Regions from separate parts of the Homo sapiens genome. Here all the other regions are linked to region 2. Evidence: chromatin contacts called from ENCODE Hi-C or POLR2A ChIA-PET data. All regions are on one chromosome and are shown on one strand. Each heading gives the region's core, a stretch centred on a gene start or an enhancer-like site at or near the end of the contact. The rest is flanking DNA. Distances are from core to core; before and after follow the strand shown.

The links. Hi-C counts contacts between places; a loop is a spot of excess contacts on that map. ChIA-PET counts read pairs that join two places held with the same protein, here RNA polymerase II (POLR2A). Pooled maps may share reads with other maps.
Region 1: a pooled map shows a loop between it and region 2 (2.9-fold over the local background). The contact joins the enhancer-like site here to the promoter of RIOX1 in region 2. A Hi-C loop is called at or near these places in 1 of 168 maps with a recorded cell type or tissue (endothelial cell of umbilical vein) and 2 of 50 pooled maps. POLR2A ChIA-PET finds 5 or more read pairs at or near these places in 6 of 52 experiments (A549, AG04450, MCF 10A and 2 more).
Region 3: a pooled map shows a loop between it and region 2 (16-fold over the local background). The contact joins the promoter of ZFYVE1 here to the promoter of RIOX1 in region 2. A Hi-C loop is called at or near these places in 1 of 37 single-sample maps with no recorded cell type and 8 of 50 pooled maps. POLR2A ChIA-PET finds 5 or more read pairs at or near these places in 3 of 52 experiments (CD4-positive, alpha-beta T cell, OCI-LY7 and WTC11).

What each region holds. Positions count from the first base shown.
Region 1 is chr14:73,221,386-73,225,015 of GRCh38, reverse strand. It overlaps PSEN1 (presenilin 1), which reads right to left. Exons shown (of 12, transcript NM_000021.4): 12 at 1,325-3,630. Among named protein-coding and RNA genes, the nearest start is that of PAPLN, 14 kb to the left of the region's middle. RefSeq lists an enhancer at 1,569-2,081. Within about 2 kb of position 1,860, at least 3 of the 41 ENCODE cell types and tissues checked have a DNase peak (open chromatin) inside an H3K27ac peak, as active enhancers do; they include endothelial cell of umbilical vein, where a contact is called at or near this core.
Region 2 is chr14:73,488,911-73,492,605 of GRCh38, reverse strand. It overlaps RIOX1 (ribosomal oxygenase 1), which reads right to left and starts at 1,673. Exons shown (of 1, transcript NM_024644.5): 1 at 1-1,673. The coding sequence starts at 1,588. All of the region lies in intron 17 of HEATR4 (HEAT repeat containing 4), which reads left to right. It also overlaps a transcript of ACOT1 not described here. RefSeq lists enhancers at 208-708, 1,897-2,006, 1,688-2,593 and a silencer at 1,057-1,346.
Region 3 is chr14:73,024,928-73,028,764 of GRCh38, reverse strand. ZFYVE1 (zinc finger FYVE-type containing 1) reads left to right here and starts at 1,659. Exons shown (of 12, transcript NM_021260.4): 1 at 1,659-1,839; 2 at 3,823-3,837. RefSeq lists an enhancer at 1,317-1,516 and a silencer at 1,747-1,956.

The DNA.
Region 1 (3,630 bases), core at 611-3,110, 270 kb after region 2:
CGTACTCAAGTATGCTGTCATTTCACTTTTGACCAGATCCTAAGCTACTCTCCACACCGCACACAGAAGGGTCCCCAGGAAGAAGGTGTGGCATGGGCTGACGGAAAGCTACGGGACTTACCTAGAGACACAGGAAACCCAGCCTCACTACCCTTGCTTCTCAACCCTGCTCAAAGTCCGTCCTCATTCTCATCAAGATCACCATTGTCCCATCCTGGTTAACACGGTGAAACCCTGCCTCTACTAAAAATACAAAAAAATTAGCCGGGCGTGGCGGGCGCCTGTAGTCCCAGCTACTCAGGAGGCTGAGGCAGGAGAATGGCATGAACCCAGGAGGCGGAGCTTGCAGTGAGCTGAGATCGCGCCACTGCACTCCAGCCTGGGCAACAGAGCGAGACTCCGTCTCAAAAAAAAAAAACAAGAACACCATTGTCAGGACCCCTAAAAATCAGAAACCTCTCCCAAGTCCTGATGCCTCTGTAGGAGACTCCACAGACACTGCCTAAAAGAGCCATGAAAACAAATGATGCCTCCAATTCTCAAAGGAGGGAATAAACACTCCCTGCTTCCTGATGCCCTTAGCAGATGTAGCCGGGAACACATCAATGTCTTATCTGCCCCCTTCTGAAGACCATGGCCAACTGTGGTTTTTCTGCCATAAATGTATTTCTGATCAATCATTTCCAGATTGTATGTTATTTACTGTTTAGAAACAAAACGTTTTATCAAGTTTGGGGAATGGAGTGAGAGGACATTCTATGCTCTACCAGGTCAATAAAAGTAATGTTGCCTTTTCCCATTAGTGTGACCTAATTTCTTTAAAAAAAATCCTCCAGCACATATCTGCACTGTACAACATACGTCTTATAAGTTTACAGTTTCTTCTGACATATTTACATTAATGTGAAAGTTATTAGAAAAAATATCTTTCAGGATGTATTAAGGATAGCTGCTTTGGGGCTTTTATAAACAGATTTAATATTACACTCTTCAGAGCTGTGGTGTGCTATAATCCATACCACTTTCTTATGAGTTAAGAATAGAAACAATGCATTTGTTTCTAAACTTTTTTTTTTTTGAGACAGAGTCTTGCTCTGTCGCCCAGGCTGGAGTGCAGTGGTGAGATCTCGGCTCACTGCAACCTCTGCCTCCTGGGTTCAAGCGATTCTCATGCCTCAGCCTTCCGAGTAGCTGGGACTACAGGCGCCCACCACCACGCCTGGCTAATTTTTGTATTCTAAACTGTTTCTTGATAAGTGCTAGACAGTTCTGTGAGTTACAGTTATACATTATGATACTTTCATGTAAAAAACACTAGCACAGCTGGATTCATGCAGTCTTTATTAATCTGACAAATACAGAAAATCTGCAATCAGCTATCAAAATTATATCTTACCAAGAATTTGAAAGGTATTTATAAAAAAGGTGTATTCACAGTCTGTCTGAATTAAGTACAAAGCAGTGTCCACAGAAGCAGAAGGCAGACAACATGTGAGAGTAAATGATCCCACTGAAACCCTCACCCCAGCACCTCCAAGGACACCAAAAACAAGACAGTCCTGTACTTGCTACTATATGCAGCTGACTTTGAAACTGCCTAGTCTCAACAATTACGTATTTCAAAAGGAAAATTGCTTTCTGGGAAATCGTCCCTGCTACACAGACACACAGACCAACTGGCAATGCTGCCACCACATGTCAGGGCTCAGGGTGGACCCAGCACATCCACTAAGAGGCACCCTGCTGCCCAAGGCTGTGGGAGACAGCTTTGATGTTCAAGAAAGGGGTTCATTTCAGCACCAGGGTGCTTTTTTATATGCAAATCTGAGGTGTTTCCCGTTAGAGGAGAGGACTATGCAGATGATCACATGCAGATGTCTCTGAGCTGTGAGCCCGATGACAGCTTTGTTGGTACACTCTGGCCAGCCATTTCACAACGCACTATGAAGAGCTGAAACCTCTGTTTTTAATCTCTTGTGTTGTGGGAATTTAAAGAGGTGAGAAGATCACAAGGATCACTTCTAGGCTCAAACTTATGATTATATGATAGTTTCCAGCCCAAGGGCAAAACCAAATGTCCAATTTTCACGTCTCCTTCCAAATTCAATGTTGGAAGGCAGGTGAGGAGGTGAGGAGAAGGGCAGGTCAAACTGTTCCTTATAGACATAACAGCAAATTTAGAGAAGGAGTACTTTACTGAATGGATTGATTTCTGAATCAAGTCACTTTTATAACACCAATGTATAAGCCCTCAGTAATGGTAACTGTTAAAAGTGGTTATTTGACAAATACCCAATATTTTAGAGAAGTTAAAGAAAGATGGCATATACCAGAAAACAAGAGATTATAACTACATTCTGAGAATTTATCTTATTCATCTTTGCATCCTCAGACTCCAGAACCTACGGGAACACAGAAAACACTGAACAAATTTTTTCATAGTGGTTTCTGAGCTCTTTTTCTTCCAGGGTTAGATCACAAATGATCAAATATACAAAGCCTTGGGGGTTGGGATCAAAGGCTTCCCGCAGTCATCTAACCCTGGGAGACCTTATTTGGTAGTTAAACTTATATTTCACACTCTACAAGTTATATCGAGAATACATACACTGTCTGAGGCCACGTAAATAACAAGTAATAAACATCATCTGTTTGGGCATCTATTGCAAAAGGAGGGTTTTTAAAAGCAGAGAGACTACAGAATGGGAATCCCGGAGTCTGAAAGTAAAAACACTGCCTCTTCAGTTGTTGCTTCTGTAGTAAAATCAACAAATTGCTTACTTATGACTGTTTTCTTCCAAGTTGCTTAGAAAGCTTCTACTTTTTCTAATTGAGAAATTGAGTCATTTGGAGTCAGAGCTGTGATTCTAGGAACACACACGAACCTACTGAGAACCAAAAACAGGAAGGTGAGTCTTTCCTCTCTGAAAAAAAATCTGCAAATCTTCCAAATATGATTGGTATTCCCATAGGCATGTAATGACATTCTGTCCATAAATACCCTTTATTCTGTAGCCCAGTCAGACTCAGACTCTTAGTGGCTACTTTCCTTCCTTACTGTCTTCCATCTTTTTATTAAGCAGATTGGCTTGGCTGGTCATACTCTACTGCTGGTTTTGCCCGACTCTATAACCACCGCCTGTCCCGTGTGAGTGAAGGCACATCCTTATGGAAATTGCTACTGTTCTTTCCAGTGACAATCTATTTTTCATGGTGGAAGACTAGCATTTGGATGTTTTAGGAATGACTGAACTAATTCTAAAAAGAATGTTTGAGGGAAAAGTTCTCTGCCTGAGATGAATGATTTAAAGAAATAAGATGGGCTGTAGTCTCAGCTACTCAGGCTGAGGTGGATTACTTGAGCCCAGGAGTTCAAGTCTAGCCTGGGCAACACAGCAAAATCCTGTCCTTTAAAAAAAAAAAAAGGAAAGATAGGTTCTCTGTACACTGTCTAACAATGTGGCTGAGATGTGGCTCAAACTTGGAGAAAGAGACAGAATAATTGCCATCTTTCTACACAGGACAATCAGTAATACATAGGATGGATTTAAATACACACACCCCACGTACCCTCTTCAGAGAAGAAATGTATCATGAAAGGTGCAACACATTTGGGATCCTTACACAAAT
Region 2 (3,695 bases), core at 424-2,923:
AGCGAATTGGAAGCCCGTAAACACTTAGTGCCCTCTCCCTATCAGTCAAAACAGGGGGCAGAGAATCGTGAATGAAGTCTTTGGCTCGCTGGTCGGCCACAGCATCAACAGGAGCAAAGTGTCCCAGGCGGGCAACCAAGACCCGCACCTTCTCCATGAAAGCGGTTCTTCGCGGATCCTTAGAATCTGAATGCTGGGCCCCCATGTAATCCATGAAGTCTCGGGGCAGACCCCTCCGAAACTCCACATTTTCTTCCATTGCAGCCTGCACTGCCAGAGGCAGTATGGCCTCTAAGAAGTCACCCCAGGTATTGCGCTGGTACGTGGACAAGGTGAGGTGCAGAGAGTGGACTCCATCCTGGCATTCAGCTTGGTGAATGAAGCCCCGAGGAAAATACAGCAAATCTCCAGGTTCCAGCACGGTCTGCAGCACCGGCTCACCGAGGTCGTCCTGACTGAAGTTGGGGCTGGATGTCAGAGCCAGTTCCTCGGTTGGGACTCGGGGTCGGTATACACGCCAGAGTTTCCTACCTTCCAGCTGCAGCACGAAGGCCTCGATGTCGTCGTAGTGGGGGGCAAAGCCCTGCGAGTTAGGGGGCGTGAGGTAAACGTTGGAGCCTGCCATGCTTCCAAACTGCTCTTGAAGCACAGCCAAAAACTGCCACACAGTAGTAGAGAAAGCCTGCGGACAGAGGAGACGCAGGGAGCAGCCGGCCTGGTACAGGGACCACGCGGCGGCGGGCAGCGCGCGGCCGGGTGGGTTCAGGGTCTCGCGTCGTCCGTTGATGTAGCGAGCGGCGTCCAAATGCTGGCCGAACTGCACCTCCTCGTTGCGCAGCATCGAATCCAGGTCAGCGGTAGAGAAAAGTCCCTGGTAGTAGGTGTGGTCCTGCCGCCGCACCAGCACCGCCTCGCGCTCCCATAGGCGCCGGTAAAAGTGATCTGGCGGCATGGGCGCGATGAGCCACTCAAAGAGGCGGGCCGCTCGCCGCCGGCTGCTGGGGATGCGGTTCAGCTCGGCCAAGACGCGCCGCAGCGGGGAGTCCCAGGCCGGCTCCCCACCCGTGTTATCCACCTGCGGCCCCGACGCCGTCGCAGGGGCCCCGGACGACTGGACGGCCGCTAAGTGTTGCGCGGTGCACAGCAGGGCCGAGGTCTCCACCACCCGGACCGGCGCGGCGGGCACCTCCACCAGGCGCGCGGGCGGCGCGGAAGCGGGCACCAGGCGCGCCGACGGGGTCTGCAGGGAGCGCGCGGCGGGCGAGGCCTCCAGCAGCTCTGCGGGCCCCAGGTGGCCGTATGGCTCTCGCCGGGCTGCGTCCGGGACGGCCGCCACCGCCGCCCCACCGGGTAGCGCGTCCCCCAGGTCGTCGGCCGTCGACTCCACCCTCGATTCCTCCGAGTTCTCGCTAGGCAGCGTCTGCGTCCTCAGCGCTGCCATGCGGGATACAACACTTCGCAGCTGCTTTCGTATCTTCCTGGACCTCAAGGGCAGGGCCAGGACCGACCCGCTGTGTGGCTGGGGCTTGCGCCGGCGCTTCGGCCGCCCGCGCCTCAACGGCCCTGCACTGGCCTGGAGCCCATCCATGGCCAGACCACACCAGTCTTCCCCGCCCGGCCGGCCGGGGGCGAAGCTAAAGCGGTTCCTGAATGCAGCGGCTGCGGTGCACTCTGGGAAGGGGGCGCGGCCTCCAGCCACCTCGGGGTTGGCCACGCCCATCATTCTTCTATTCGGCCCCTCCCGCTCTCTTTCATTAAATGTTTGGCTTCAAGCTGTAGCGGCAGCGGCAAGAACCCTTGCCAAACAAACAAGGAATCTACACTCAGAGAGCAATTTAAAAATCAAGTTGCGGCCAAGCGCGGTGGTTCACGACTGTAATCCTAGCACTTTCGGAGGCCGAGGTGTGTGGATCACCTGAGGTCAGGAGTTCGAGACCAGCCTGACCAGTATGGTGAAACCCCGTCTGTACTAAAACTACAAAAATTGGCCGGGCGCGGTGGCTCCGCCTGTAATCCCAGCACTTTGGGAGGCCGAGGCGGGCGGATCACGAGGTCAGGAGATCGAGACCATCCTGGCTAACACGGTGAAACCCCGTCTCTACTAAAAAAGAAAAATACAAAAAACTAGCCGGACGTGGTGCTGGGCGCCTGTAGTCCCGGCTACTCGGGAGGCTGAGGCAGGAGGATGGCGTGAACCCGGGAGGCAGAGCTTGCAGTGAGCCGAGATGGCGCCACTGCACTCCAGCCTGGGCGACAGAGCGAGACTCCGCCTCAAAAAAATAAAAATAAATAATAATTTAAAAATTACAAAAATTAGCCAGGTGTGGTGACTTGCACCTGTAGTCCCAGCTACTCGGGAGGCTGAGACAGGAGAATTGCTTGAACTCGGGAGGTGGAGGTTGCAGTGAGCCGAGATCGTACCATTGCACTCCAGCCTGGGCGACAGAGTGAGACTCTTGTCTCAAAAAACAAGAAGAAGCACAAAATCAAGTTACTAGAGACTCCCCAGGAGAAATGGCTACTTGACTGTTTTTTCCTTCTAGTCTCTGCACATTGCAGTGTTCCTTGGATGTCCTCATTTCTAAACAGGATGTTCCACCGGCAGGTTCCCACCAAAAAGTGCAGAATTCTTCTTTTCAAGGAATGCCCCCAGGCAGTTTGAGTTCCGCAGAAACTTCTGCTCTGCAGATGAATTCACTGATTGAAGCCTTATCTAGGAGTTCCTCCACCTAACTTCTCTCCCTCTTTTCTCCAATACAAATTCTCAAATTCATTGTCCTCTCTCTGAAAAATAAGTTAAGAATTTCTCTACTTGCATTCTTGATATCTGCCCTTCCTGCCCCTCTGGGATTTTGTTTCTTTAGCTACAACTTCTTTGGCTCTTAAACTCAGGATCTTAAATCGGCTTCTAATTTAACAGGCAATGTGGTGGCATGCGGGTGTAATTTTTGAGAACGTGGTCACTGTCTGTCATGCAACTAATTGCTTTGTACATAAAGATTCCTTGTCTTCATTTGAATCATTTAAGATAAACTCCCAGAAATAAAAGTGCTGGGTCAAAAAGTAAGATACTTTTTGTGATTATTAATAGGTTTTACCAAACTGCCTTCCAAGAGGGTTTACAATGTTTCAAGCAATGATAAGCATATTAGACTACAGTACATGGCCTCTAGGACCTTTCTCTGTTTGAGCTTTCAACACTCCCTCTTTCTCAGTTGCAAGCCTATCCAAACACTTGCCAAGGCTTTTAGATTTTGTCCTTACCCATGTCTAACATCCACCCTTTTTTATTTCTCACATGGTCTGTTACACACACAGTTATCAACTGGGGGTGATATTGTCTCCATAGGGACATTTGGCAATGTCATATAGGGGGCTAGGGGTTGTCTAACATCTAGTAAACAGACACTAGAGACACTACTAAACATTCTACAATACTAAGGACAACCCTCCCACAACAAATAATTGTCTGATGCAAAATGTCAGTAGTGTAGTGTTGAGGCAGACAAATCCTGGTTTATTACAAATAGCCTCCCAACTAGTCTCTTTACCTTTATTTTTTATTTTTATTTTATTTTTTTGAGACAGGGTCTTGCTGTGTTACCCCAACCTCTGTGTTGCAATGGCCCAATCTTGGCTCACTGCAACCTCCACCTCCCAGGTTCAAGCGATTCTCCTGCCTCAGCCTCCCAGGT
Region 3 (3,837 bases), core at 410-2,909, 460 kb after region 2:
GCTGGGATTACAGGCATGAGCCACCGTGCCTGGCCCTCAAAGATAATTTCAAATTGAGAAGTTCTGAAAGTATAATAGCTTTTTTTTTTTTTTTTTTTTGAGACAGAGTTTCCCTCTTGTTGCCCAGGCTGGAGTGCCATGGCGTGATCTCGGCTTACTGCAACCTCTGCCTCCCAGGTTCAAGCAATTCTCCTGCCTCAGCCTACCGAGTAGCTGGGATTACAGGCATGCATCATCACGCCCGGCTAATTTTGTATCTGTTAGTAGAGATGGAGTTTCTCCATGTTGGTCAGGCTGGTCTCGAACGCCCGACCTCAGGTGATCCGTCCACCTCGACCTCCCAAAGTGCTGGGATTACAGGCATGCGCTACCGCGCCCAGCCTGAGAAGTTCTGAAACTATAGAAGGAAAGATCAGAAAAATAATAGGTAGGAAAAAAAATTCATGGTTGGCTTGGAGAATACCCTTGAAGGGTGTTAAGTAAAAATGATAGGAGGCCTTTGTTTTGGACTAAACTCCTGCACCAGGCCCCAATAGACCTGGCTAAAATAAAAATGGAGTCACCCATGCTAAAGTTTCACCTCACCAAATCCAAACTAAGTTGTTACCAAACCCAAGCTAAGTTGTTATCTGACCTTCAGAGAAATCAGGAAAGAGGGATAAGGACAGCCAGTTTCCCAAACAGGCTTGTTTTAATGTTGCATGATAATGAAGCTCCCTCTGTTGTAATCCTTACACAAAAGAAGTAGCCTGAAGTAACTGATGTCAACTAATCAGTTATTTTTCTATTGTTCTGTCTCTCTGTCCTCACCTTCCAAGGAAAGTAGCTTAGAAGTGACCAATATGTCAAGGTCCCATGAGAAGACTGAAAAAAAGAGAAGAAAGAGGAAAGAAAAGAATGACAAGAAAGAGAAAGAAAGAAACCAATATGCTCTTTGTTCTTTGCTTTTGCTTCCTCAAGCTTTTCTCTGTCTACAAAGCCAACCTCTCCTGCTCAGCTCATCAGAACATTCACTCCACTTTCTGGAATGAAGTGTTGCCTGATCCTAGAGTCGCAATAAAGCCAACTGAGATCTTAAAACTAAATTCGTTGTAATTTTGTCCTTTGCCAAGGGGGGAAAAACAACAAAAACTTCCCAAGAGTACCTATATCCTCTTATCACTTTTTCTGGTCTTTTCCTTAGTTTTTGCGAAGTGAAATTGGGAAGGTGGAGACTGTCTGTGCTCACACGTTTCTGAGGGAATGGTGTGCAAGAGGTTACTTGAATCCAAATTAATTGACTCACCATTTCCCACTTATACTAGACATTATTACATCAGTTCTCTAATGTAGCACCATGCCTTCCCCAGTTACAACCCAAAAGAACGTGCTGAAACCTGCGGACACCACACTCAATGCAAAAACTCCAAGTCCCGAAATCCTCCGTAGCCTGTCCCCACCGCCTCCTCGCAAGAGCAGCCTCTTCAGTACTGGGAGTTGTAGTCATTCAGAGTCTTCCTTTCCGGGATGAGGGGCGAGAGCGCGCCTCGAGGAGCTACATCTCCCAGGAGGCAGTGCGCACTACGCCCTTGCTGGCGCCGGGATCCTCCCTCTCTCGCTCCTCCCTTTCTGGGCTGCACCGCTCACGCCTTCCTGTTAGTCCGAGCTGGGAGAAGTTCACTCCGATCAGCTGATCCCAACTGACAACAGGAGAGGAGGAAGCCCGGGAGGCAACGAAGGAGGAGGGTGGCGGAGATGGAGATGAGGATGGATCTGCCGGTGTCCTGAGGAATAGCCTCTGCCCCCACTGGCGCCCTGCGGCCCCCCGACGCCGCCTTGCTGCGGCCGAGCTTCTCAGTGGTGGGATCCCCGGGCCGCGGCGGGCAGGGCAGGGCGGGGAGGGCACGGCCCAGCGCGGGGCGAGTGATCGTCCTGGGGCTCAGGCTGCCCTCGGGAGGAAGGGGGGGCGGGTGCGGCGGGGGTGGGGGTGGGGTGGTATAAACAATGGATTCGGCTCCGGGTTTTGCCGGCGTGGGGGGGATTTTGGGGGACCTTCTTTGTTCTTAGGCTCCGCTCCTGCCCCTCGGGTTGTGGCGGTGGTGTCCGGGTGGAAGGAAGGGTGAGGAACCCCCGGCTGGGGAGAGGTGTCGAGGTGGGGGCCCGAGTGGGCAAAATGTTTGGTTGACATGGCCGGGCGTGAGGTGTACTTTTGAAGGTTGATTTTATATTTTTCTCAATTGTGACAAGTTTGATTTTTGTTTCTGTTTTGGGAGCTGGCTGGGCATGTCTGAGGTTAGATTGTAGTAAATAAGATCCCCTAGTCACTCCCTTCGCCTTCCTTGTTTATCTGAAAATAAGGTTGATAGATTGATTACTGTAGGGGAGGAGTGACTATCAGAAAGGCAGGGCTTTACACCTTGTCGGGGCCTTGGAATGCGGGTCAAGGCTAGGGGGAATTAGGAATATAATTGTCAAAGTGACAAAAGCCCCTTTCTTGCCCCAGTTATCTTTTTTCGTATTTTGAAGTTATTTTTAAGTTAGTTTTTAAGTGACAAAGAGAAAAATTATTTGTTTTGATTCACTGCAGGCCTGGCTTTGCCATGGGTCAAAGTAGAGGAATTGTCTCCTGTTGCTCCTTTTTTTTTTTTTTTTCAGTTAGTGAAAGAAGGGACAGAAGAATTACAGTGTAAAAAAATTGTTTTTAAAGATGAAATTGTTACTATTGTTTCTAAGTTTTGAGTCTTTAATATACATCTAGCTAGAGTTGAAACAATCCAGTTACAAGGCTAACCAGGTCGGCCCAGGTATTTGATAGATCTAAAGTTTATTATTACATTTTCATTAGCTTTGTGAAGGCCTCTCCACTCCTCCCAATTGTGGGATGCATGTGGGGGTGCAGAGGGCTGTCCTTCCAAGGACTACTCACTTAGTGATTTAGATTCTGAATTTAATATCTGAATGAACAGAAAATTCCAGTCTGGGAAATAGAGCAGCAAAGTCTCTTAAATGCCTTGGGCCTAGAGGTGGCGTTTGTTGTCAAGAGGAGGAGCTTTAGCCACAATTTTGAGATTTTTTTTTTTTTTTTTTTTTTTGAGGGAGTCTTGCCCTGTCTTCCAGGCTGGAGTGCAGTGGCAAGATCTTGGCTCACTGCAACCTCCGCCTCCTGGGTTCAAGTGATTCTCCTGCCTCAGCCTCCCTAGTAGCTTGGATTACACGTGCCTGCCACCATGCCCAGCTAATATTTGTATTTTTAGTAGAGATGGGATTTCACCATGTTGGACAGGGTAGTCTCGAACTCCTGACCTCAAGTGATCTGCCCACCTCGGCCTCCCAAAGTGATGGAATTACAGGTGTGAGCCACTGCGCCTGGCTATACAACAAGCCAGTGTAAGTGTTAAGATAGAAAATGAGATTTCTGGCCAGGTGCGGTGACTCACGCCTGTAATCCCAGCACTTTGGGAGGCCAAGGCGGGCAGATCACCTGGGGTCAAGAGTTCAAGACCAGCCTGGCCAACATGGTGAAACCCCGTCTCTACTAAAAATACAAAAATTAGCTGGGCATTGTGGCTAGCGCGTGTAATCCCAGCTCCTTGGGAGGCTGAGGCAGGAGAATCGCTTGAACCCGGGAGGCGGAGGTTGCAGTGAGCCGAGACTGTCCCATTGCACTCCAGCTTGGGCAGCAAGAGCAAAACTCTGTCTCAAAAAAAAAAAAAAGAAAAAAAAGAGGAATGAGATTTCTCTCAGCAGTTCTGGGCTAATATTTAATTTAGTCAAAAAAAATTTTTTTAAAGGTGCACTTCTGTTTTTTAGATGAGTGAAATCCTTTTCCTTCCTCTATTCTAGGTATCCCCTGAAATA